Linked DNA regions of Homo sapiens: regions 1, 2 and 4 are each linked to region 3. The links are chromatin contacts, found by Hi-C or POLR2A ChIA-PET in ENCODE. All regions are on one chromosome and are shown on one strand. Each heading gives the region's core, a stretch centred on a gene start or an enhancer-like site at or near the end of the contact. The rest is flanking DNA. Distances are from core to core; before and after follow the strand shown.

Region 1 (6,804 bases), core at 3,686-6,185, 690 kb after region 3:
TGAGAAATCAGCTAACCCCTACCTACCTCAAAATCTGGCAAATTGTTGAATAAAAAGTTAATATGCTAAAAAAAATATATAAACCTCCCTGTAAATTTTTAAAACATATATGGCCTTTTCTCAGAGTTACCAGATAAAGCACTAACCCCAAAATTAAATGCTTACCTCATTATTTCTTAAAATTAAATCCAAACTGACAAAAAGAAATTTCTCCAACTCAAAACGGAATCCACATTCATCACCTGAATACCACACAGAAGTAAGGAGGGGAGTATAGGGTTGAGCCAGGAAGGAGAGGGCAATGAAGACTTAAAGTAATAGACCAGATTATGTGTCAAAGAAAAATGAAAAAATTACAAATTTTGTTTTGGAGGAACACCAAGATACAGAACTAACAGCAGCAAATAAAACCAAGTAACAATTTCTTTTTTTTTTTTTTTTTTTTTGAGACAAGAGTCTCACTCTGCTGCCCAGGCTGGAGTGCAGTGGCGCAACCTTGACTCACTGCGACCTCCACCTCCCAGGTTCAAGTGATTCTCTTGACTCAGCCTCCCGAGTAACTGGGATTACAAGCACGCACCAACACGCCCGGCTAATTTTTGTATTTTTAGTAGAGGTGGGGTTTCACCATGTTGGCCAGACTGGTCTCAAACTCCTGACCTCAAGTGATCCACCCACCTTGGCCTCCCAAAATGCTGGGATTACAGGTGTGAGCCACCACGCCCAGCCAACAATTCTTATTTGCTTACTCTGTAGATGGCACGGTGCTGGATGATTTACCTGCATTATTTTATTTACTCCAAAAACCCTAAGGGTACTATTATTTAATGTTATTCTCCCTTCTCAAATGGTGAAACTTGGGTTTAGAGAACCTAAGAAACTTGACTAAACACACAGCTAGTTAAATGAATAAAAAAAAAAAAACACTCCTAGAATTTCAAAAGTGCAGAAATTTGTTCAACCAAACCCAACATTTCATGGGGAAGAAAGAGAAGCTCAGTCGAGATAAAGGCAGATTAAGAAACTACTCAAAGTCACCTGGGTAGAGAGACATAGACCCCACACACCCAGCAGTCTCTCCTAACCACTCTGTACCATCCTGAAGTCATTTCCTACCTAGAGTTTACTTAACATTTAGGTGTTCTACCTACCAACAGAACTTTACACATTTTTCAAAGAAATATGAGCAACAGAAAGGAGGAGGTAATGTACACACACATATTCATTAAATAACATAATACTTTACATTTTATCATGGCTACTTTATGATTTGTTATATTTATTTTTAAAAAGGAAAAGGTATCTCAATTTAATTATCTTAGTTCCCTAATTTTGCAACTCTTCATATGAACAGAAGGTAACAACTAAATCTAAGTCAAAGAAAGTTAGGGTAAAAGGCATTGTTTTTAAATTCTCCGTTCCCAATTTTATATTTTTTTCTGCTCAAAATCACATAGTAGAAAATATATATACTGAAAATTGTAAAAACAGTCTGGTGTTTCAGGAGTCTTAAAAAAGTAAGTCCAATTTGTGCCATTCTAATCTCCTACCAAGAGAACTGACTTCTGCTTATTAAAATGATTAGTCTGCTGTGTTCTCTCCCTCCAGTTACTACTGCTAAACAATCATGGTGGAATGAATTTTAACATTCCAGGAGTCAGGCAATGAATAGCTACCCTATTAAGTGTAAATATAAAAAAATCGCTTTAGCTCCATAATCTAAAATTAATATAAAAATGTATGCAGCTTTACTACAGACTGTACTAGACACTGTTCTAAGCCCTTGACATGTTAACTCATTTAATTTCACAGCTATATGTGGTCCACCATATTTCCCCAGTTTACAGATGGGGAAAACTAAGGTACAGAGAAGTTAAGTAACCTGCCTAAAATTACACATGCAGCAAGTGGTAGAGCTGAGACTGCATCCAGGTGGTCGGGTTCCTGTCTCTCCAAAAAGGCTCCTTTTTGCAGAGACCAGATCACAGGTCCCAAATCAACTATCAATCCCACTTCCCCACTTGCCACCTCCTCTCTCCAAACTAGCATATGACTCCCACATATGACATTTCCATTCTCCCCACCACCAAGCCTACATAATGCTTTCATCAATTTTTTCCACAGACTTCTCTGAGTCTGAATTCCCTTTGCATTTAAACATGTTACAGAACTGTAGGCATAAACACTGATAACACCTACCATTACTGAGCACATACAACATGCTGGATACAATGCTACCATCTTTGTCATAAAAGTTATAAAGAATGTGTAATCAGACCCATTTTACTGGCGAGAAAACTGAGGCTCAGAGAGGCTGAGTATTTTGGCCATGTTCTCACAGCCGATAAATGACAGAGCTTTAAAAGACACACATGCTCAAGTCTGTAAGACTCAAGGTTCATACTCTTTATGTACACATATGTCTTCCTCATACATACCTGCTTCCTTTACTTCTTTAATATCATCTAGAGCATCCAGGTACTATACTATTCACAGTGGAGGTATTTCTTCAACAAATGATTCTATAAATTATTAGGAAAACGGCAATTAATGCTTTTTTTTTTTTTTTTTTGAGGCAGAGTCTCGCTCTGTTGCCCAGGCACAATCTCGGCTCACTACAATCTCCGCCTCCCGGGTTCAAGCGATTCTACTGCCTCAGCCTCCAGAGTAGCTGGGACTACAGGCGCGCGCCACCATGCCCGGCTAATTTTTGTATTTTTAGTAGAGACGGGGTTTCACTATATTGGCCAGGCTGGTCTGGAACTCCTGACCTCGTGATTCACCCGCCTCGGCCTCCCAAAGTGCTGGGATTACAGGTGTGAGCCACGACGCCAGGCCCAATTACCGCTTTCTTAATGGTTTAATACCATTACTTCCCCAAAACAAAAAGGCCCAACACCTTAATTAATTAACATGGGCTCAAATAATTCAGATGGCCCCTTCCTCAAAAAAACGTAAATATTTGTGGTTCAAATCTTTTAAATAACACTACCAATATTGTAACCCAAGATTATTCTCCCACTCCTAGACTTCTCCTCCACTTATCCCCTCACCCCCACCCTCCCTCAGCCATCAGACTAGTCCCCAAAGGGTTAGCTATAAATTGTTTTGCTTTGCCATTAGATACGTACAATCTCTCTGCGCCCTAGGGAAATAGCAACCTGACAGCATCCCTGATTCTGTAGCCTGCTAAACTTAAACCAATCTCACCCCTTACTCAGTGATTTTTTTAACCCACTAATAAGCATACTGTAAATGCTCATTACATAAAACATCCTTTCTTCCTGGATTCAAAGGTTTTAGCAGCAGTAATCCAGGGAATATTATAGCAGCAATTATTGCTCATTTACTCAATGTGAAAGGTGACAATCACATTTGTTACAGTACTCAATATTTTAATGTCACTATAAACACTAAGTGAAATAAGCTATTCAGGTATCCCAATTAATGACAAATGGGTGAAAAGGAAACCAGACAAAAATATTTCACCGTTCATACTCTAGATACTGTGAAAAATATCCTTGTTTCCTGTTATAACAGGGTACCTTCGTTCTCTCCCAGCATATGCCACACCTTTTAGGTTGACAAAAGCAGAAAGACATCGGGGCTTTGTGTTTTAAAAATCCCAAAAAAGACTACTCAAACCTCTCCCCAAGAGCAAATTCTAAGAAGGAAGAATACCACCTCCCTTTTCTTTACCACAAACCCCTGACTTACCGTCTCTAGCAACCAGAGAGGGCTGGGGGTAGGGGAGAGGGTGGTTAGAAAACAGAACGCACGACTCGGTCATATCCTAGCCCGGCCCATCCCAAACTTCACCTAGGCACGGCGAGAAGCAGGACGGCATCAGGAATTCCTAGGAAATGGTCTCACCCCATCAGAGAACATTTTTAACTTCCTAGAAGCCACCATTTCCCCGGGGCATTATCACACACTCCCACCCGGACATATTACCTAAGAGAGTACTTATAAAAAGAGCGTAACACACACACAAAGAAATACACAGTACTTGAAGCGGGCAGCTCCGGCTCAGGCGGCGCGGGGAAGCCCGGAGACCACGCGGAGCCGCGGCCAAGTTGCCACCGCTATCGCCCCGACGGTGAAGGCGCGGCCGCAGGCGGCTGGAAAAGCAGCGCGCGGGGCTCCAGCTCCAGCCCCACGCCCGGACCCTCGGAGCAGTAAAGCCCGGCTCGGTGGCCCAGCCTCTCCCGGAGGTCTCTGGCCTCGGCCAGAGCAATAAGGTGGATCGGTGCTTCCCACCCTTCCAGCTCCGCCCTCCCGACCACATTCCTGAGAAGCCCTACTCCCGCGACGCCGCGCCCGGGAGGAGGCAGGAGCGCGACGCTGCGGCCGCAGGGCAGGAGCGTAGTCGGCCCCGCGCCCTCCCGCCCCCTGGCCCCGGCCCGGGCCCGCGAGGCGCCTCTGGGGCGAGGTCGCGGCGGCCGCCCCGCCACAGGTAGCGCCAGCCCCCGCCCGCCGCCGCTCCGGCGCCCCGGGCAGGCCCGCTCCAGGTACCTGGATGAACTGGATGGTGAGCGCCGACTTGCCCACGCCGCCCCCGCCGACCACCACGAGCCGGTACTTCTCCTGGCCGGAGCCGTCCCGCCAGCCGGCCGCGGCCATGGGGACGCTACAGAGCCCAGCCTGACTGCGCCGAGCCGCCGCTGCCGCCCGCCCTAGGCCCGGCTCCGGGGACGTGTGCGGCCGGCGGGCTGCGGGCGAGCGGCCGGGCTGGGGTCCCGGGTACCGGGAGGCGTCTGGAGGGCCGGTCAGCGCGGTAGCGCGGCGCTGGGGACTGGCTGGGTACCGCCCGAGGCGCGGAGAAGCGGGGTGACGGCACGGGCCAGGGGCGGCAGCGGCCGGGGGGCGCGCTCCTCTACGCGTCTCCGCAGCGCCTGCCGAACGCAGCCTCCAGCGCCGCCACAAATGGCCGTCTGGGGGCCGGGCTGCCAGGCTGAGGTGCTGCATATGCATGAGGGGGCGGGGAGGGGCGGGGCCGCGCCGCTTGGGGCTGAGGTTCGGGAGGTAACCCGGGCTTCAGACCCCCACGGACACACCGCTCTAATCCCTAGCCAGTGAGCGAGTGCGTGAGAGTGTGGGAGTGGGTGTCAGTTGGGAGTGGGACGAAGGCAGAAAGAGTGTGTCACCCTAATTGTCTATGTAAGGGATTGTGTGGATGAAAAATACAATATGTGACGGCGTGTGCGAAAAATAGGGCTGTTGGCATATTAACTCAATTTTATAGGAGAGTACATACCCTGCTTTAAGAGTACAGATGGTGACCATATTTGTGTGAAAAACAGTATGTGACAGTGATTGAGGATTAGAGCTGTGTCACAGTAATTGAGTGTGTGATGGGCTGGTGGTTGTGACAGTGTGAAGAATGGGACAGTGGCTGAGCATGGAGAATAAGTCAGTGATTGAGCTTGCATGGGCAAGACGGAATGTGACAGATTTTGTATGTGTCAGTACAGTGTCATAGTGGCTATGTTTATGTGTGACAAATGTGCAGTAATTGGATATGAGGAGTGTGAGTGCGAGGGGTTGAACTCCTGGCCTCAAGCAATCCTCCCGCCTCGGCCTCCCAAAGTGCTGGAATTACAGGTGTGAGTCACTGCACCCGGCCTCATGGGGTTTTTAATAAGAATTAAATGAGCACATAAAACAGTGCTGCTACACAGGAAGCATTTACAGCAATCTTGGAACATGACTGCAAGTTCTTGGACTTCACTTGGTAACTCATTTGGAACCAGTAGAATGCAGCAGAAGAGATGCTGCCTAATTTCCCAGGCTAGATCAGAAGAGGCCATGCAGCTGTTCTCTTGGTATTCTCACTCCGGGAGGAACAAAGTCAGAAGTTTGACTATCATAAGACTGCCATGCTAAAGAGGCTACATGTAGGCATGCCAGTCGAAGTCTGATTGATGGCCAGGAGCAACATGCCATTTAAAAAAAAAAAAAAAAAGTCCCACTGAGCTCCCACCAGATCACCAGCATCACCTGCCAGCCATCTAAGTGAGACATCTTGGACACTCAGCCTAATCGAGCCTTCCAATGACGGCATCCCCTGTTAGCATCTGAATGCAACTGCGTGAGAGACCCCAAGCAAAAATACCCATCCAGGCCAGCCCATCCTGAATTCCTTTTTTAAAAATCTTTTTTTTTTCTTTTTTGAGACAAGATCCCTCTGTCACCCAGGCTGAAGTGTAGTGGCACAATCATGGCCCACTGCAACCTCCAACTTCTGGACTCAAGTGATCCTTCCACCTCAGCCTCCCTAGCAGCTGGGACTACAGGCACATGCCATCAAGATCAGGTAATTTTTTTTTTTTTAAGAGACAAGGTCTCTCTATGTTACCCAGGCTAGTCTCGAACTCCCAAAGTGCTGGGATGGCTGGGCGCAATGGCTCATGCCTGTAATCCCAGCACTTTGGAAGGCCAAGGCGGGCGGATCGCTTGAGCCCAGGAGTTCCAGACCAACCTGGCCAACATGGCTAAACGCATCTCTACTAAAAATACAAAAATTAGTCCGGAGTGGTGGCGTGCACTTGTACTCTCCGCTACTCCGGAGGCTGAGGTGGGAGGATCACTTGAGCCTGGGACGCGGAAGTGACAGTGAGCCAAGTTCACGCCACTGCACCCACGCCTGGGCGACAATGCGGGCTCAAAAAAAAAAAAAAAAAGTGCTGGGATTACAGGCATGAACCATCACTCCCGGCCCTTCTTGAATATTTGACCCACAAAATCATGAGCAAAATAAAATTGTAGTGGCTCACGCCTGTAATCCCAACACTTCGGGAGGCC
Region 2 (6,639 bases), core at 1,155-3,654, 990 kb before region 3:
ACTTTCCAGGGGCTCAGATAGGTAGGCATCACCATATAACACCAATATAACACCAATAACACACATATGCTGGTAACTAACAGAATACAAGAAGCATATCTGGAGCAAGGAGCTTCAAGGGTCCTAGAGAGGAAATATTTAGTTTAGCAGTCTTCCCGGAGGAAGAGGTTTTTAAGGTGAGTCTCAAAAAATTTACACACGGGAGAAGTTGGAGAAAATACTGGTCAAAAAGTCACTCATGTCATAAAGAACTTTGGATTCCAGGCCAAGGAATTTTTCCTTAATTCAGTCTGGAATGAGGGAGATATTGTATTGCAAAGTGGCTATAAGACAGGAACTAGTCTGAAAGGTGCCCAGGTATACTGGGCCAACAAATAGTGGTTTAGAAACCCTACTAACTGGTTGGCACTGCCATCGAAATTTATCTGGTGCTTTTAGAAGATGACATTTGGAGAGAGATATGCCTAGTACAGTTTTAATGCCAAATTAATTATGTGTTTTCTAACACATTTCCAAAAACCAGTGCCAAGGTGGTTGGGTTCATTATTGTGAACCTCACTGTATTACCTTATCATTGCCTATGAATTAGAAATAAAATGCACTTGTACTTGACTGTGGTGGTACCTACACAAGTCAGGAAATTGCATAGACCTAAACACAGGCACGTACGAATACGTACAAGTAAGACTGAGGAAATCTGAATAAGATGGGTGGATCGTATCAATGTCAATATCCCAATTGTGATACTGTATTAGAGTTTTGGAAGACATTACCAGTGGGGAGAACTGGGCAAAGTGAACAAACGATTTATTATTATTTTTTACAACTGCCTGTTACTCCGATTACTTCAAGAGTTGAAATTAAAAATGTATTAATAAGACTGGGTGCAGTGGCTCACTTTTGTAATTCCAGCACTTCAGGAAGCCGAGGCAGGAGGACAGCTTGAGCCCGGGCGTCTGAGACCAGCCTGGGCAGCATGGTGAAACTGCATCTCTACAAAAAAATTTTAGAAATTAGCTAGGCGTGGTGGTGCGTGCCTGTAGTTCCAGCTATTCGGGAGGCTGAAAAGGGAGGATGGCTTGATTCCAGGGAGTCGAGGCTGCAGCGAGCCCAGATCGCACCATTGCATTCTAGCCTAGGTGACAGAGCAAGATCCTGTCTCCAAAAATAAAATAAAAAAAAAATTAAAAAAAAGGAAAACAATGTATTAGTAAAAGTTATGTTTTGTAGAAATGTGTTGCACTCAGTCACAGTCTAGTCTCCTCAGTTACCCATATATAGGGATATAGGGATTCCTCGGGCACAAAATATGTTGTTATTTAATCCTGAGGCCTCAGCTGGAAAAGAGAGCCAAGTGCCTAGAACGAATGAGGTCCACTGTGCGGGAACTGCTTTGCAGTTTGTTAAATAATTATAACAATCACCCGAAACTTTAGACGGTTCTGTCCCCAGTGGGTCGATTTTACCCGTTTTCTGATTTACCGACTGCGTCTATGTCACTTTTGCGTCACTACCTCCAATGGCAGGGTTAAAATGATTCCTTTAATAATGAAATGAAGTTTCTCAATAATGAAAGGGCTAACTTAAAGTCGCCGGATGCAGCATTTCAAAGTTTAGGAAGTTACTTTTGAAAAGTACAACCGGCAGAGATGAGTGAACTTAGTTTTTTAACTGACTTGGAGAAGACCTTGCTAGCAGGGCAGGTTTATTACGAACTCTGTAATTATCCTTCTTTGCTAAGCTAAAGGTTTTCCTTTCCCAACCGTAAGACAGATTTCGACTTGAGTGAGAGCTGTGAACTTTTATAAAAGTGAAAGGGAAGAGAAGAAATGGCAGGCTGGGAATCTGGCCCGGAGACGGCGTCCACCGCGCTCGAGAGCAACAATCTGCATCACCAGAAAGGCAACTTCTCTACCCTACACTTGCAGACTTCCGCGAGTCCGGGAGCACTCAACGCAGTCACCCGCGCTTCCGCGTCCCGGACTAGGGAAACTGAGGCACGGTAGGCGCGTCGCGCGCAACTCCCGCCTCGGCGCCTGCCCCCTGGAAGAAACCCAGGCTTCCAGAGTTCTTCGCGCGAGCGCAGGGACTTCCAAGCCGCGCAGCTCCCGTCCGCCCCGCCCCGCCCCGCCCCGGCTCGGGACAAAGCCCGGAGCCCGCGCCGGGAGACGGAGGGCGGCTCCCGCGCGAGCCACGCTCCCCCGTGGGCGCGAGACTCCGCCCAGCTGCCGAAAGCCCGCGCCCCAACGGCGAAGCAGCCGCGCCGGTCCGCCCCGATTCCCCATGACGTCACCGGCGGCGGCAGGCCCCGCCTCCAGCCCCGGGCGGCAGGCCGCATGACGTCACCGAGGCCCCACCCCTCCGGAGCGAGTTCGGTCCTGGCGTTCATTTCATTCCTGTCCTCATTCCGAACATTCTTAGCATCGCTCGCGCCGCGCCGCGCCGCCTGAGCCGAGCCGAGCCTCTGCTGCCGCCGCCGCGGCCCCGCCGCCCGCCGCGGGCGCCCACCAAGCACTTTGCAGACTCGCTTCCACCCTGCGGGCCATTCCGCGCGGCGGGGCCCGGGCCCGGGGCGGCCGCGTCCAGGCACAGGCCATGCAGTGACGCCCCCCCACCCCTCCACCTTTGCCCGGAGCGCGGGCAGCAGCCCAGCGCGCCAGCCGGCCCCGGGGCAGGAGCGGTGCTAGGCAGGGGTGGGGTGGCCGGGCCCAGGGACCGGGAGCCGGGGAGGGAGCCGGGCACCGAGCAGAGGGCGGGGGAAGCGGCGCCGAAGTTTGCCTCGGACTCGCCGGGCGCTGCGGTGGCTCCCTGGGCCGAGGTAAGTTGGCGCGCGGGGCGGATGCTGGGGTGCGGGGGGCGCACGGGGCAGCGGGGGGCCGGCGGCGCGTCCCTCGCGGGCCGCTCTTTCTTTGCGGGCTCTGCTTTGTGTGCGACGGCGGGCGGGCACGCGGAGGGCCGCGGCCGGGCCCCCACACCCGCCTCCCCGCGCCCCCTCCGAGGTGAGCGGCCGGGCGCCGCCGCGCGACTTGCCAGGACGCCAAGTTGGGCCGCGCGCTGGGAGCCCGCGCGGCAACAGGCGGCCCCCGGCCGGCCGCGCCGCGCCCCCCGCGCGCCCCCTCTCCCGCCGCCTGCACGCGCACACACGCACACACCCTCGGGCGCCTTGGACGGGGTGCGCTGGGGAGCCAGAAGTTCGGAGCGAGCGCGGGCGGGCAGAGCCGCCGCCTCGGAGCCCGGAGCCGGCCTGCACCCCCCTGCTTTCGCCGCCGCCCCCCGGCGCCGGGTACCCCCGAGGCCGGCCCGGGTCTGCGCAGACTTGTGCCGCTGGCGGGGGGTTCGCTCCTTCTTCTCAAAGATGAAAAAGGGCACGGTCGTCTTTGCCGCTTCTCCAGGACTGTTGCTGCCGCTGCCGCCGCCGCTTCATTGCACATTCAAGTGGAAAATTTTCAGGAGTCAGCAGAAACATTGTGTCCAAAAAAGACTGAGTCGCAGTTACCACCAAACCCAGGAGGAGACTCTCCCTGGAAAACTTCCCTTCCCTTTCGGTAGGAAATACTGGGGGATTTGTTTGTTGATTGGAAGAGAAATGATCCCCGGGGGGGAGAAAATCTGGGTACACTTCTAGTCTTTGTTCGTAACAGCAACACTTGTTTTCAAAAGTCCAGAGTCCCGCTTTAAAGAAAGTTTAACTTCTGTGACTTTTCTTCTTTTTAAAAAAATAACTTTTGTATTTTTAAAAAATCAAAGCAATATTTTTAATGAGTCGAAAACAATGAGGACTCACACCTCCCCTCTCATGAAAATAAATGAAATCCAGATCAGAATTTTCTTTGCTTTTAAATTGCCTTTTTTAAAAGATTTATTTAAAGTTGGATAGTGTCACTATATAAAAATATTTATGAAACAATGAAATACCAGCCACCAGCGTTTCTCAGGAGGCTTGTTAACTTCTTAGAAGCAAGTGGCTTCCTGTGATTTGCAGAAATGAAAATTGACCTCAGTGAGCCCTGGAAACTTAGAGACAGATGATGTTCCAGGAGCAGGGAATGTAAAAAGGCCATGTTTAAAAACAGTGCGTTGGAAGGAGCCCAGGTCTTGGGATAGAAAGGTCTGTTAAGCCTGCCACATTTCAAAATAGTAAAAAGAAATACTAAAAACACTACACGTATTGCAAAGGAGCAGAACCTTATCAGTTCACAACAACCACAGATTTCTTTCTCCCCGCTTTCCACCTTGGTTGTTTTTGGAAGTTCAGGTGGTCTGATGGCTTGGGGTGCGCTGGTTGCCTGCAATGGTTACCTGAGTAGACATATCCCTCCCTTCAGGGAGATGTGATCCACTGTGTAGTCACAGCCGGGAGTGGGCTCCTTTCTCTGCAGGCTGCAGTGAATCTTGCTGGTCTTCTACGGATAGGGGCTTCTCTGAGGCACAGATTGGGGAACAGTCTTCAGGCTACGCCCGGTGCTTCACCCTTTCACTGTTGGGTTTGTGCCCCGCTTCTGTAAACAGCAGGGTCTTCGGGTCCAAGCATATCTGAATGCTTACAAGGACTAGACTTAAATCCAACTTCCTTAGGAATCTTTTCCTCTTTAGAAGGAAATAGTAGAACTAATTACAAAGTGACTCAGGAAAGACAAATGGATTCGTTGAACCTTTTGTCAGTAGTGAGGTTTTGAATTGTTGAATTTTTGGGGAAAGGCTTATTTTTCTAATCTCACTGTTTCCATAAATGGTCACAGATATTTTTCTTTAGTGTTTCTTTGTGCAACTCTATGTTGAACTCTCAGGTTTCAGGTTTTAAACAGTTAACAATTCTTTTATTTATTGTTGGTATAAAAAATGAACTGATGATAAGCTATATCCATTACGGGTTCTTGCTGATGGTATCAAAATGCCAAGGTAGACTATTTTATTTTTACTTTAATGGTAAATATTATTTGATCTGCAGTTTTAGGGGAATATTAGAACTTTTTTTTTTAAAAACGAGCTTGAAACAAAACCAGTATGACACTTTGCTTTGACAATATGGGTAAAGAAAATTATAGGGAAGAATCTGTAAATTCCTCCTCTGTGTGATCCTTTATAAAGTAATGAACTGCGGGGAACATGCCTGAGAGAGATTATTGGAGGGTTGGAGGGTTTTTTTTCTTTTCTTTTCCCAAAACAAAAACCAGGACTCACCATGACATATACTTAATTAAATTTAATTTAAAGGGGGAGGACATCCCAATTTAGTTTGAGCCAGACTGATAGGAATTTCTCACTGAGAGGCTTTTCCTTGCCTTGTGGTACAATGTGTGCCCAGGCCCCAGCAGCAAACTAATTACACATAAGGGCGGGTTTGGGAGGGCAGCCTGGGGGGAGTCGGCTTCCTCCTCCCTTTCCCATTTCCTCTCTCCCCCCACTTACTTTATACAGCAGGAATTATATATTAGTATACTCACTTGGGAGACTGGAGTCCCCTTTTATTTAGAAAAAGGAACAAATAAGTCATAAGGAAAAAAATGTTCGAGTTTTTTTCCCTGCTTGAGCTTCAGCAGTTTATAAACAATTTTGTGTTTTGTTGGTTCTTAGAATACAGAGCAACAATTATGAGGGCATTTCTTAACGGGAACGTTTGGGAAGAATATACTTTTATCATCGGTGTTTAGATCATATTTGTCCTTACATTTTCAGCAGAAAAGTATATAATACGAACAGTTTAAAGCATGTAGATCCCAAATATTAAATAGACTTTTGAAGAAATGAGCTGTGACATTAACAATATTTTAAGGTTGGTTGCTTCAGAAATGGATTGATCTCTCATACGTGGTGGTCATACAAGAGCCTGGGCATTTGTGGGATTACTTTTCTCTCTAATCTCATGTGTTATGTGTTAATTGTGAGCATAATTATGCTGCCTGCAAATGAAAATTGTGTCTTATCACTCAAGGTTGGTGCAAATAACTGTATGTATGATCTGGTGGACTTAAAAATGACCATATTCACATACAGACAGTAGGTGGATAACACTTTTAAGCTCCATTTTAGGCACTTGTACCCAGTAGAGAGATTGTGAAAGGGAAAATAAATAAATATGAAAGCTGTGTTTAGAGGTCGAATCTGTTTAGTGGTAAAACTTTAGGGTCTGTTTTCTCCAAAGACTGAAGAATGTGGCCAAAAGAAGTGTCCAGATTTCTCTGTAGAACTGCAAGAAAATGCAAGCCAACCTTGTTAAATGCGAGCGTTACAGCTGCCCCTTTGGAGTTTAGTGACTGGAACTGCAAACTGCTAATGTCCAACTTTTGGACTCAGCCAGAAAAATATATTGTAAGCTTATTCCCCTTTGACAAACCTAGGCTGTGCTGCTGCTGGGCTGCTTGGGGACAGATTGATGGCTGGCACAATCTTTTATAGCTGCATGGTGCTTTTTCTTATTTTATAATAAGGCATAGATTACCTTGTGGTATTTAAGTTGCATCTAGAGTTGTGTTTGAACCACATCAGTGATACATTTTATTCTTTCATATTCATAAAAGTGATAAAATCAGGTAATTCAGGTCCATCCTACGCACTTCATATTCATGGTTGAGCTTTTTGACAGACACCTTATTTAGACCTTGTTGTATTGCAATTACTTTGTACCTCTGAAATCAGGGA
Region 3 (6,963 bases), core at 1,924-4,423:
TCGGGAGGCTGAGGCAGGAGAATGGCGTGAACCGGAGAGGCAGAGCTTGCAGGGAGCCGAGATTGCACCACTGCACTCCAGCTTGGGCGACAGTACGAGACTCCTTCTCAAAAAAAAGACTCTGTACTACTTATTGTGAGGGATACAAAGATGTATAATGACAAGACATAATGACTTGGTCTGGTTTTGGAAGAGGCAAATGAAGCATAAGTAGAAAGATAATGGGGCTTGCCATCAAATCTATCTAGATTTTAATCCTACTTCTGCCACCTAACAGCTATGTGTCTTTAGACAAGTTACTTGCCTCACTGAGCCTCAAGTTTGTCTTCTACAGAATTTAGATGAATAGATGAATACTTGCATAGGGCTGCTGTGAGGATAAAGTGAAGACTTCATCAGAACTATACTGAATAAGACATTTCCACAAAAAAAGTGTTAGAAAATGACACATGCCAGAAGAAAACTGTTTCCTCAGAGCAGTATTTGCATAAAAATGCTTGAACTTGTTTTTTGTTTCTAAAAATGTTATGAAATTCTGAGAGTCATAATAGCCACGTTATGGCCAATATGCCAACCACGTTAAGGGTAGCATATTCGTTTTGGTCTTTATTCCTATATATTTTCTCAATGATATATAGTATCTCCCTTTAGGCTAGAAACTATAATGGTACATTTTTGGCTTGGTGTAATTTACCTTCATTTAAAAGATATTGTTTCTATAGCATGGATCAAAAAGATGTAGAGTTGTTTCATGTTTGAATAAAATTATAATGCAGTTGATACCAATATATGGCGCCCAATTTTCAGGGATCTTGCTGAATAAAGATGGGAAAGGCAGATGAATGAATGATTGATGTCATTACATTTTTCTAGTTTAAACTCTGGTGCAAAATCTTTCACTGCCTTTTATTACTCACTTTTTGTAGATTTATTAATTCTCTGAATTCATTTAAGAATGATAGTATATTATGGAAGATTCGAGTCATACAACATGCCTTACCCATGAAATTGTACCATCTTGGAGAGTGATCCATTGTTTTTTAAAGTCTTCCTCCAGAAAGCACTCTGTCCATTTGTGGGGGTCTGCCGGAGGCACACATTTCATACACATTGACTTGAATCAAATGAGATCCCTTTGTGCTCTCAAGTGTACGGCTATTTTTGAGAATCATTTATTAAGTGATTACTTAATAATTACATCATATTTTCCTCAGAACTAAGCATTACTTTGCTTTTGTACTTATATCAATTTTTAAAATTAAGACATATGCACAAACAACAAAAAGTTTATGAAGTATTTTCTGGAAATAGTGTCTATTTCCTATAGTGATATTACCCTATCAGTATACTGATAAACCTTAGCAGTGGTTAACTTAGCTACACATGTTCTAACATGCTCCTGAATCCCCCATGCTGGGTTACATCCTCTTTCTAGGTATTCCCTCATCCTGTATTACACTGGCATTGTTTATGTCTGTCTCTCCATTAAACCCTATGTTCTGTGGAATACTGTCATATCCAAGTTTATATGCCTAGTGTAGTGACAAGCACTTTAAATAAAGGCATTTACCTGATTTAAACAACTTAATGACTAAATTAATAAATATGAATACTGTAATCTTTGTTTTGTTGCTTGTGTTCTTTTACAGATTAGAATTTGGTCCATAGTTCTTACGTTTGTTTTGGGAGAATATTTTGACCCACTTCTAAGAAGTGTTTCACCTGATCCTGGCTATTTATGACTATGGCTATTGGACTGGATGGGTTCCAGGCATACACTGTCTTGCCTAAAGTAGCGGAATGCGACATCCCTGAGGGTAAGCAAGTGTGTTAGCTTTGTGTTCTGTGCCCTCCTCCAGAAATGACAGTACTTGCTGCAAGACTGTGAGCTCATCGAGGCAGAAGCCATGGCATTCAAATTAGTTTCCTGAGCCAGAACTTAACATCTGCCACAAAGTAGGCAGTTCAGTGAGCTTTTGTAGTTTCCAACTGGATGCAGCACTATGACTGCTTTTAGCTACTAACAGGGCCAGGCACTGAAACAAGCTCTAAATCCCCACAGAAAAATCACTCTGAGCCATCCATCCCTAAATACCAACCTGTGCATGCTATTCACCGTGCCAAGAGCGTTCACTCATTTTTGCTTCTCACAAATCTTTTTTTTTCTTCCTATGGCTTGCATGTTTTGAATGACAGCTAAATCCTAATGCGGACTGTTTATACAATGGAGTCCCACGGAGCCCAAAGATTGTGGTAATATTATTACAGAATTCTCATGATCCTTTTATTATTTTTTAAAAATGAGCCGTATGAATGTGGTAATACTATTAAGTGTCCGGCTCGATGAATTCCTCCATGTGTACACAGCCCGGAACGACCACCAGGATCAAGACGCAATGTTTCCAGCTTTCCATAGGTTCCCTCGTGCCCCACCCCTCAGAAGTAAACGTTATTCTAACTCCTATCACTACCGGTAAGTTTTGTAGGGAATTATTTTGGAGGAAGTGGAAGGTGGAATGAATGGGCCCACAGTCCCCTGGGACTGGGCGAGACCCGTGGAGGCTCCAGGGGTCCGTAGAGCTCTTCGCTCTCACCGACCCGGGCCACACCCGCCAAGCTGGTAGTTCTCCGAACGGATCCCTCACGCCCAGCAATGGCCGGAGGGCCCCCGGGCCCCACCATAATAGCGCTAAGCACGCCACAATGGCAGCCCCGCTGTCTCCCGCGCGGGCCTCGCTGCGTGCTCCCAACCTTGGGAGTTGGCGCCCCTCCCGCGCGACGGACAGCCGGGCGTGGCCCTGGGCGCGACCCGACAGGACGCCAGCAGCCGGCGGGGGCGCTCCAGGACTCGAGATGTGGGGCGCGGGCCCATTGGCTGAGCATTCCCCCGCGAGCCTCCCGGCCGCAGGGCCCACCTCCCGGCCCTCTCTCCGCGCCCCCATTGGCCGTTCGCGTTCCGCGGGCGTCCGCTCCCGCCCCACTCCCGCCCGGAGGGAAACCGGGTTGGGGGTGAGAGGCTAAAGCAGGGAGGAGGATGACTGGTCCTGCGGATAAGGGTGTGCGCGAGAGCCAATCAAAAGCGGATGTCGAAAAGAGGCGCCGCTCCAGCCAGTCACGTCGCGAGGTGCGGTCGGGGCCGGCTGACGCGACTGCGGGCCTCAGCCAATGGGCGTGCCACTGCCCGTCCGCTCTTCAGCAGCCGGTCGCGGGCGGTGGAAAAGCGAGTGAAGAGAGCGCGACGGCGGCGGCGGCGGCGGCGCAGCTATTGCTGGACGGCCAGTGGGAGAGCGAGGCCTGAGCCTCTGCGTCTAGGTGAGAAGGGGGTGCGCCAGCGGGAGCGGCCGGGCTGCGGGCTCCTCCTCGCCTGGCTCGGGAAGTGGTTGCGGGAGCTCGGGCTGCAGGCCTGGCCGAGGCGGGGGCGCCGACCAGCCGTCCCGCCCCCGCCCCCGCCCGGGTACGCCCAGAAGTGAGGGCGCCCGCCTCACCCCGGGTGGTCTCTGCCCCTCTTTGCCCCGCCGCCGCCCTTCACAGGGCCGGGACCGCGTGGGGGACGTACGGTGGGGCCTGGTTTGCAGCCGCGGAGCCCGGGGAGCCGCCTGGGGTGGGAGGCCGCTAGAGGTGGCGAAGGTGGGGCGGGGTGGTTAGCCGAGCAGCGGGCTCCGCGTGCTCGCGGGAGGGTAGCGGCAAAGGGAGGCCTAGTGATTGCAGGATTCCGGGTCTGGGGAGGAAGAAAGTGGTGGGAAATAGGTGATGCTCAGAAAAGGGTGCTGAGGGAGAAGGCGCGGGGCCGGGGAGTGTGGTTGGCCTATTAGAAGTAAGGATTGATAGGGCCTGGGTGGAGATCAGCTGGGAGTGAAGGGGGGACGGGCTTGGGTTTTGAAGGTGAAGGTCTCTGGAGAACTGGGGACACGTGGATCTGGAGTAAGAGGCACCTACTGAAACCGGAAGGTGGCTGAGAAGGTTTTATGTGAGGTGTGGACGGGAGGCTATTGGACTAGAAGGCATTAGTTGGTCTGTTAGGACAAAGTATACAAGCAGCAAACGCGGTAGATTTATGTGTGGTAGGTGAAGGCTGTGAATCTTTTATGAGTAGTTGAGCAAGAACAGTTGTCTGATTCTGCGGTGTCGGAGAGTGGAGGGTCTCAGGTAGTGTCTTGGTCAGGTTTGAAGGTTAATTTACTGCTAGTGGAGGGCCAAATACTCAAAAGAGTTTTTAATTCTCACTACTGGGGCTGATCCTCCTCCTACACTCCACCCCTCCTGCCATCCCTGTGACAGTTCATCTCGTTTTGCCTCAGCAGCACAAGAACTCACTCCCTCCGAAGTAATGGCATACATATTGTTTGCTTTTGACTAGATGGCAGTCAGGAATCCCTTAATTCTTTATGTTAAAAAAAAAAGTGTTGGTTTAAAGACAACATCAGAAGATACTCTCAGAAAATCTGCCCTCCAGGGGAGTTTCTCAGCTGTCATGTTGGGCATGTGTAATATAGCATAAAAATGATGCAAGATCTCTTACAGTAATACAAGTGAGAATTAACGTATAAGTACAATCCTGATGTATTTTTTTCAAATTAATTTAAAAAGTAAACAGAGACAGGGTTTGCTGTCGCCCAGGCTGGAGTGCAGTGGCGAGATCATAGCTCGTTCCAGCCTCAAACTCCTCGGCCCAAGAGATCTTTCCACCGTGGCCTCTCAAAGGCTTGGGATTACAGGGGTGAGCCACCCCACCCAGGCCCTGTTATTCCATACATTTTCCATAAAATTATTTTATAATTTTTGTTTTGTTTTGTTTTTATTTTATAAATTTGTGTGTGTGTGTCTCGCTTTGTTGCCCAGGCTGGAGTGCAGTGACGCGATCTTGGCTCGCTGCAACCTCCACCTCCCAGGTTCAAGTGATCAGCTCTTGCCTCAGCCTCTCGAGTAGTTGGGACTACAGAGACATGCCCCACCGCACCGGCTAATTTTTGTATTTTTAGTAGAGGCGGGGTTTCACCATATTGGCCAGGCTGGTCTCGAACCCCTGACTTCAAGAGATCCATCCGCCTCGGCCTCCCAAAGTGCTGGGATTACAGGCGTTAGCTGCCGCGCCGGCCAAAATTATTCCATAAATTTATCCATAAAAATTCCACATAAATTTTCTGGAGTTTGATTATGTATTAGGCTTGTTGGGAAATTTATTACCCTTGTGAAGAATTTTGTAGCTAAGTAGCTTGAGGGTTTTTTTTTTTTTTTCACTCAGGAAAGACATGGTATGTATGCATCACTGCTATTCTATTTGAAGCTTTTGGAATTTTTATTTATGGGGTGTGGATAGAGGCTGGAGGCAGAGACTGAGGTCAGAGAAGAGGTAGTAGAAAAGAAGGTGGCCCACTACCATATTTCCAGTGTATTTAAATGGGAGATAGAGTTTCTGTTTGAGGATAGGACAAAAGGTTTGTGAAGAGTTATAGAGTCAAGGACAGAAGCCAAAGAGAGCATTTGCTGTGTAACATGTTTGCTTGTTAACCAGATCAGCAAAGCATTTTAACTAATGGACCATTATTTATGATCTAGAAACAATTTTGTGAAAGCGATTTCTTAGTGATGCTGTTTACTGTGATCACATTTGCCCTTAGTATAACAATACCTAAGTGCTGAGGCGACTTGCAGTAGAGAAGTAATCTGAGTGGCGTGGAGTGAATCAGGGAAGGTTTCCTGAAAGAGGTGAGTTTTGAGCCATCATGTGAACTAGAAGTTGGGATGTGGGTTATTACAAGACATGAGGATGACATTCCAGTAGTTTGTACTTGGTATAAGCAACTGTGGACAAGAGTGACAAATTAAAAATGGTTTTTAAGGATGATTGAAGATTCGAATGAAGATTTAGGGGTTTGGAAATCAACCAAGGCTATGTTGCAGCTTAGCTGATAAATAATTTTTTATGTTGGTTAGGAGAGAAAATTAACAGTTGATAATGGATTGGAGATAGGTAGTAAAGGAAAGAGCATAAAATATTTGATAGTTATAGGAGAATGAAGTGAAAGTAAGGTTATTGAGAGGTAGGTTTAACAGTCAACCATATATCATAAGTTGGAAACATTTTTGAGTCCTGTGCTAGAGTATATTGATAATAATAGCAAAATTTATTGGGTGCTACTTTGTGGCAGACACTGTTTTGAACCTTCCAAATATTATCTCATCTTCTGATTATCTGTATTTTATAGATGAGGGAGATAAGACTCAGAGAGATATAACTTGCCCAAGGTCACACAGCTAGGAGGGGACAGGTCAGGATTGGCAGAATCAGTCAGTAAATGTTAATTGAGCATCTGCTTGATGCCAGGCACTGTAGTAAGTGCTGGGTGTTCAATATTGACAAGAAAATTCAAGTCAGACCTCATCTATTTTCTAGAGATTGTCAGTTTATGTAAGAAGAGCCAGTGAAGAAAGAAAAAGATTAGTTGGAGAGATTTCTGTAGATACTGAGGAATACACTGTTTAGAGAAACCTGGGATAGAGTTTTAAAGAGGTGGTGGTTAGCAACAAAGTATATAGCTGAGAGACTCAGAACGATTGAGAAGAAACCATTGAGTTAAGTAAGTAAAAAAGTAATGTGAATTTAGTCACAAGAAAGCTGGAATGAAGATATTAATGTTTGGGCTGGTAGTTAATTGTGTTTAGTGGCAGGTACTCTATACAAATTTAAATATTTTCACAGTTATGGTCAGATTCATAGGAAAGATGATGGTATGACCCCTTGTAATGTTTTAATCTTTGGCTGGAAGATCATGGATGCTTTAAAATGCTTGCACTTTTTAGTTTTTTCAAATTTAAAAAAATGAGCAGGCAGACCGCCTGAGCTCAAGAGTTCAAGAGCAGCCTGGGCAACATGGCAAAACCCCTTTTCTATCCAAAAAAAAAAAAAAAATTAGTTGGGCAAGGTGGTGTGCACACCTGTAATCCCAGCTACTTGGGGGGCTG
Region 4 (7,011 bases), core at 4,299-6,798, 650 kb after region 3:
TAACAGCTGCCATGTAATAGCAAATGTTGAAATACTGAGAATGAAAAATAGCTTGAAAATTATTGCCAAACCAAATCTTTGAATGCAGGCACATGGTTTTTTTGTAGTTTTTGTTTTGTTGAGATGGAGTCTCACTCTGTCGCCCATGCTGGAGTGCAGTGGTGCGATCTCGGCTCACTGCAACCTCCGCCTCCAGGTTCAAGTGATTCTCCTGCCTCAGCCTCCAGAGTAGCTGGGACTACAGGCACACGCCACTATGCCTGGCTAATTTTTGTATTTTTAGTAGACCAGGTTTCACCATGTTGGCCAGGCTGGTCTCAAACTCTTGGCCTCAAGTGATCCGCCCGCCTCAGCCTCCCAAAGTGCTGGGATTACAGGAGCCACCATGCCCAGCCAAATGCAAGCACATGTTTTAATATTTCATTTAAATAGCCATGGTTTTTGTTATAAAAAGCAAAAGTCTCACTAACTCCAGGTAAATTTTTAAACTAAGCCTCTACTATTTAAATGTTTATTCAAAATTAGACAGCATCCTCATTCCGTAAGTGTGAGCTGCACATAAGGACTTCCTTCCAAAGAATACAATATGGAAAAGGGTTGGGGCAGGGAGCAACTTCATAGTAGAGAAACCAGACAAACATTACCTCAGCCAGATGATCAGGGTCAGCATCAACAGTTACAAATCACGCTGACAGCATGTACTCTTGATATAATGTGATGAAAACGGTACTTCACCTCTGTGGTCTTCCTAACCCAAAACCCATAACCCTACACCTGTCATGAGAAGAACACTAGACACATTCTAATAGAGGGGCACTCTACAAAATACTTAATGAGTACTCTTCAAAATAGTTGGGTCATCAAAAACAAGGAAAGTCAGCCAAGAGGAGCCTAAGAAGGCATGACAACTAAATGTAATGTGTTATCTTGATGGGATCCTGGATCAGAAAAAGGACATTAGGTAAAAACTATGGAAACCTGAATAAAGTATAGACTTTAGCTAATAATAATGTATCCACATTGGTTCATTAATTCTAACAAATGTACCATACGTGTTAACAATAGAGGAACTAGGTGACAGATATATGGGAAGTTCCTATACTATCTTCTCAGGTTTTCTGTAACTCTAAAGTTCTTAAAGTCTACTAAAAAAAAACTACATGGCAGTCATTTCTAAAAAATGCCAACTGAGGTTCTGGATAAGACTTTTCTAATCACCCACATGTAAAAGCTTAAATTTAATTAAGGAAAACAACTAGACCCACTAAACAGTTTCTAGCACTAAAATTAAATCCACATTTTAGGGTACTCAGAGGCAAGATAAAGGGAGACCAGATCAACTCCACCTTTTTAAGCAAACATTTACTGTGATAAGAATGTAAAAATTCAGTCTCAAAACCACAGAGCTATTAAAAACATTAATTTTAAACTAATAAAAAGACAAAAAAAACGTAGTTCAGAAGAGATTTTAAAGCAGAAAGCCCAGATCAGAAACCCATAACAGGAAGTTTGGTCCTTCTTCCACCATCTTGGACTAAAATTTTACGTCTCTGAACATATTTGACTGTTTCCTCATTTACATAATGGAAAGTGACAATCGCACAGTGCAATATCCAAAAGATGCTCAAAAAATAGCCTGTCATAAATAAAAATATAAAATTCTTAGTCTTTTTACTTCACTCACATCTGCTAAAACCAATGCTTTCTTGGTGAGGTATGCATCAGTCTGAAGAGAATCAACCAAAAGAGAAAGACAGAAGGGGTACAAAGGAGGGAAAAGTAGGAATAGCATTTAACTATGTATATTAGCATTTTCCAGGCCCTCCTTTTTACAGTTTTTACATCTCCCCCTGCAAAAGTATCCTGATGAGGCCAGGTACAGCAATCCATGCCTATAATCCCAGAACTTGGGGAGGTTAAGGCAGGAAGATTGCTTGAGCCCAGGAGTTCAAGACTGGCCTAGGCAACATAGCAAGACCCTGTCTCTACCTACTAAATAAATAAATAAAGCCAGGCACGGTGGTACACCTCTGTAGTCCTAGCTAATTGGGAGGTTGAAGCAGGAGGATTGCTTAAGCCCAGGAGGTCAAGGCTGCAGTGAGCTATGATCGCACCACTGCACTTAGCCTGGGTGACAAAATAAGACCCTGTTTCAAAACAATCCAAAAACAGTGTCCTAATGAAACTCTCATTTCAACTAACACTTATTAAGATATCCCGAAAATTGTTACATTGTAATTCACCAAACTTTGGGTTCTACTGCAAATGAGACATTGGAAATAACAAAAATAAATGACTATCAGTTCCTGCCTTCAAGGAGTCTACTTATAGTCAAGTAGGAGGCAAGACAAGAGAACAAATAACCACCTTTTGTTGACAGGAGGATGACATCAATTAGAAAATGCACCTAATTACAGAGGTGTTAAAATAAGAAATTTTTTAATGTGTGCCTTAGAATGAAGGAGATACTATAGTTTCTGTGTGGTAAGAGTAAATTTAGAAAAAGGTACTATGGAGGCATAGATGTTAATGTACTGCCATTTAACACTGCTACCCTTATAGGTGTTGGGTGGAGTTCCACAGATTCTCAATCATCCAAGTTATGGAAGAAGAGAATTCAAAACGTATACACCTTACCAAGAACAGACGTGTTTGCAAAATGCAAGACAGACCTGTAAAGATGCAGAATATCTGTATTAATAAAATCTTAGGCCGGGCATGGTGGCTCACACCTGTAATCCCAGCACTTTGGGAGGCTGAGGCAGGTGGATCACCTGAGGTCAGGAGTTCAAGACCAGCCTGGCCAACATGGTGAAACCCCATCTTTACTAAAAATACAAAAATTAGCCAGGTGTGGTGGTGGGTGCCTGTAATCTCAGCTACTCAGGAGGCTGAGGCAGGAGAATCGCTTGAACCCGGAAGGCAGAGGTTGTAGTGAGCCAAGACCGTGCCATTGCACTCCAGCCTGGGCAACAAAAGCGAAACTCCATCCCAAAATAAAATAAAATCTTAAAAGGCAAGATGAATTCATATTGACATTTCACTAAATTATTTGGGAAACAAAATTCAAAGGTAATTACTTTTAAGAAACGTAGCCTCTATCAACAAGAAGCAGATGATGAATGAACTTACTAGTTTTTCCTCTTGATCTTTCCCTACAAAACAAATCATTGCAAACTCTAAATGTACAAAGGGGAGCTGAGCACAGTGGCTCATACCTGTAATCTCAGCAAGTCAGGAAGCCAAGGCTGGAGGATCAATTCAGCCCAGGAGTGCAAGGCTGAGGTGAGCTACGATTGCACCACTGCCCTCCAGTCTGGGCAACAGAGTGAGAGAATGTCTCTAAATAAGTAAATAAATGTATGAAGAGGACAACTGTAAAATAAGCCACATTTCTAAAAGAGAATCAGGTCATTTTCAAACGGAGCAGGAAGAATAAAGGAATCATTTTCATGATATTTCCCCTCACTGTTAGGACTAAAGCTGTCCTTTATACAGGAAAAGGAAACCCTGTCTTCGCAAAATCCTGAAGGCTTTTCTATGTGTAAACCCTAGAGAAATACCTGTCAAATGAGTAACTATCCTAATAAATCCTATATGGATGTTCACTTCTTTTAATACTTGAGTGCAGCCGGGCGTGGTGGCTCATATCTGTAATCCCAGCACTTTGGGAGGCCAAAGCGGGTGGATCACCTGAAGTCAGGGGTTCAAGACCAGTCTGGCCAACATGGAAAAGCCCCATCTCTACCTACTAAAAGCACAAAAATTAGCAGGGCGTAGTTGCGCATGCCTGTAGTACTAGCTACTTGGGAGGCTGAGGCAGGATAATCACTTGAACCTGAGAGGCAGAGGTTGCAGTGAGCTGAGACCATGCCACTGCACTCCAGCCTGGGTGACAGAGAGAGAATCTGTCTCAAAACAAACAAACAAACAAAAAAAAAAACCTTGAGTGCCCAGGGATGAGATGGCACCTATTCAATTAACCATCCTGATAAGAAAAGCAAAACCCTTCTCTCACAGGAAGGCTCCTGAGCCCAGCCAGGTGCAGCACTACCTGTGTCTCCCAGTGCTGTAGTCATTCCAGCTCAGCAGGGCAGTGGAACAGCTGAGACAGAAGAAATGTTTCCTGAGGAAGGCAGAGTGTTTAGGAAAGATAACCCAAACACGGACATTTTGTACATTCTTTCAGTCCCCACTTTGGACTATTGAAAAGTAAATATAAATCAGACTTTTACAAAACTTAAGTATTAAACTTCAAATTCCTTCAGGGAAACATATCTGTATACTTTGACTCACACTTACTGACTTGGCAACAATACAGCTATCATTTACTATGTGTCAGGCACTAAGTGCTTTACCATATTAATTCATTGAAACCTCACAGTCCATGAAGTAGGTGGTCTTATTATCGTCTCCATCATACAGGTGAGGAAAGACTTTAAGTAACTTGCCCAGTCACGAGGCTAGTAAGCATGGAGCAGAAATTGATTCCCAGCAGTCTGGCTCAATTCTGTGCCCCAAATTACATCATTACAATGAGAGCTACCTTCAGAAAACAAAAATAAATGTATTGCCCCTGCTTTCTCTAGATTCATGGAGTAACATGTCCAGATTTTCTCAAATCCATCTCCCCATACACCTCCGTCAATCCTGACATTTGGCAATAATGCCAAGCAGGAAAAGAAGCTTTTCCCAAGGTATGTGAGTAAAACCTGTACTACAATAAAAATTATATTAACTATTCAGGTTCCCTCTGTCTTTTTTTTTTTTTTTTTTTTTTTTGAGACGGAGTCTCGCTCTGTCGCCCAGGCCGGACTGCGGACTGCAGTGGCGCAATCTCGGCTCAGTGCAAGCTCCACTTCCCGGGTTCACGCCATTCTCCTGCCTCAGCCTCCCGAGTAGCTGGGACTACAGGCGCCCGCCACCGCGCCCGGCTAATTTTTTGTATTTTTAGTAGAGACGGGGTTTCACCTTGTTAGCCAGGATGGTCTCGATCTCCTGACCTCATGATCCACCCGCCTCAGCCTCCCAAAGTGCTGGGATTACAGGCGTGAGCCACCGCGCCCGGCCGGTTCCCTCTGTCTTCTAAGAGCACAGATAACTGCAAGTTTACCATACATGATGGAGAATTTCTGCTACTTCCCCTGTAAAATATTTTCAAAATATCTTACTCACTCAACTGATAAAAGGTGATAAACCTACCTAAAAGACTTTTGGTGAAGAGAAGTAAGTATCAGTTGTATTTTTCAGAGCGCAGAAAAGTTGTGTGATCAAAACAACAAAAATAAGATTATAATTCCAGTTTACTGATGGACTCGAAAAACATATACGTTATAAAACAACTAAACAACTCAACTGTAGCTATGTTACATGTTTAAAATGAACTAATCATTGTAAAAATGTTTAAAGAATGGGAATGATAGCAGAAGAAAAATGTCACCATGAGAGAGTATAAAGATGGGTTAAAGGTTTTCTTCCTGCAAAACTCAATTTGTTTATTAAGTTGTAGCACTGCCCACCCACCGCACCCCACAAAAAAAGCCACATTCATTTGAGGTCACTTTACCTCCTGCTATTTCCTTTGCAGTGAGTCTGCAAAGTTCTAATGCACGGTGCTGATTTTATTCATTGAACAGAAAGCAATTGAGTGAAACATACAAGCAACTAAACCTTTGGCATCCTGTGAAACCACAAGAGAGCAAGATATTTTTTCCCAGGTTCTAACATCTTTTTAAAGCTGTTTTTTCAAATAGCAGTATGCCTAGAATGACTGCATGCTTGTCTAGAGTCATGTGCTCAGTACCAAAAGCCAGATCAATTGACTCTGAGACGGGAAAGTAATCAAGACAAAAAATTTTAATGGATGTCTTAATTTAAGCAGCTCTCATTTACTTATTCTTTCATTTAGCTAATTTCAATCTATAAACAAAATAAAAGCAGTAGACAGTTTTTCCTATGGAAACTCATTAACACAGCTTTCAGAGTTAAGCTTCAGCTTAGCCCAGATTCCCCTTAATCAATTATTTGTTGCTTTTAGAAAAGGTTGTGCAAAAACATTAGCTAAAACTGGTTAAAATTAAAGCACAGGGAAAGAACTTTTCTGAAAGATATTAAACATACTATTAATTTATTTTAAATAGGATGGATTGGTAAAAATAAAAATATAAAAGAACTTAAGTCAAAATTCATTGTTTAAGAACCTAACAATCATAAAGTCATATAAAGTAGTATGCAGTAAAATGTGGGAAAACTATAAAAATGTTAATTTTTATAGTAACTTAACACAACAATTTAAAAAAATGGTTGCAAATGGCTGGGCATAGTGGCTCACGCCTATAATCCCAGCACTTTGGGAGGCTGAGGTGGGCTGATCTCCTGAGGTCAGGAGTTCGAGACCAGCCTGGCCAACATGGTAAACCCCGTCTCTACTAAAAATACAACAATTAGCTGGGTGTGGTGGCAGGCGCCTGTAATCCCAGCTACTTGGGAGGCTGAGGCAGGAGAATCACTTGAACCTGGGAGGCAGAGGTTGCAGTGAGCCGAGATCGGCCAGTGCACTCCACCCTAGACAACAGACCAAGACTCCATCTCAAAAAAAAAAAAAAGATTGCAAATAAGTAAACACACGACGCACGTCAATATTTTAAAATCTTATGTCTATACCATTCCTCCTTCCCCTAACATGACTAGTCAACAGCAAATTTTAGGTGTTCTCAATAAATTTCCCTTGGTGAAATGGTGGTGGGACAGGGAAGGGAACTAACTCTACAAGGATGGCACGAAAGTCCCTCATTCTTTATACTCACTTAAAAGAATGATCAAAAATTGTCAAAACTTCTGAAGTTCTTGTATAGGGGTTGGGGGTTGGGGGCTACATTTGTTATTATTTTTGCCATGTCTTGTGTTTTGTGTTTGATCATCCAGGAGCAAGTGGGAGTGGGGAGAGCAGGGAAGCTGTTTACCTATTAAGACCACTTTAGCCTACCTATGATCACTTCTAGCCAGGTTGGA

Evidence for each region. A loop is a pair of places that touch in the nucleus more often than their neighbours do. ChIA-PET counts read pairs that join two places held with the same protein, here RNA polymerase II (POLR2A). Pooled maps may share reads with other maps.
Region 1: a map of CD4-positive, alpha-beta T cell shows a loop between it and region 3 (7-fold over the local background). The contact joins the promoter of RRAS2 here to the promoter of FAR1 in region 3. A Hi-C loop is called at or near these places in 5 of 168 maps with a recorded cell type or tissue (CD4-positive, alpha-beta T cell, CD8-positive, alpha-beta T cell and naive thymus-derived CD4-positive, alpha-beta T cell), 3 of 37 single-sample maps with no recorded cell type and 13 of 50 pooled maps.
Region 2: a loop to region 3 is called in a pooled map, with 17 times the contacts of the local background. The contact joins the promoter of TEAD1 here to the promoter of FAR1 in region 3. A Hi-C loop is called at or near these places in 13 of 50 pooled maps.
Region 4: a pooled map shows a loop between it and region 3 (3-fold over the local background). The contact joins the enhancer-like site here to the promoter of FAR1 in region 3. A Hi-C loop is called at or near these places in 1 of 37 single-sample maps with no recorded cell type and 5 of 50 pooled maps. POLR2A ChIA-PET finds 5 or more read pairs at or near these places in 2 of 52 experiments (GM12878 and activated CD8-positive, alpha-beta T cell).

What each region holds. Positions count from the first base shown.
Region 1 is chr11:14,354,248-14,361,051 of GRCh38, forward strand. RRAS2 (RAS related 2) reads right to left here and starts at 4,936. Exons shown (of 6, transcript NM_012250.6): 1 at 4,516-4,936. The coding sequence starts at 4,623. RefSeq lists an enhancer at 3,766-3,865 and silencers at 4,106-4,225, 4,266-4,465, 4,536-5,035.
Region 2 is chr11:12,672,017-12,678,655 of GRCh38, forward strand. It overlaps TEAD1 (TEA domain transcription factor 1), which reads left to right and starts at 2,405. Exons shown (of 13, transcript NM_021961.6): 1 at 2,405-2,818; 2 at 3,393-3,545. RefSeq lists a silencer at 2,097-2,396 and enhancers at 3,232-4,046, 4,047-4,860, 5,044-5,623.
Region 3 is chr11:13,665,495-13,672,457 of GRCh38, forward strand. It overlaps FAR1 (fatty acyl-CoA reductase 1), which reads left to right and starts at 3,174. Exons shown (of 12, transcript NM_032228.6): 1 at 3,174-3,312. RefSeq lists silencers at 2,724-3,213, 3,324-3,603 and an enhancer at 3,684-3,733.
Region 4 is chr11:14,314,588-14,321,598 of GRCh38, forward strand. The region is part of intron 1 of RRAS2 (RAS related 2); the gene reads right to left. Among named protein-coding and RNA genes, the nearest start is that of RRAS2, 41 kb to the right of the region's middle. Within about 2 kb of position 5,549, at least 2 of the 41 ENCODE cell types and tissues checked have a DNase peak (open chromatin) inside an H3K27ac peak, as active enhancers do; they include GM12878, where a contact is called at or near this core.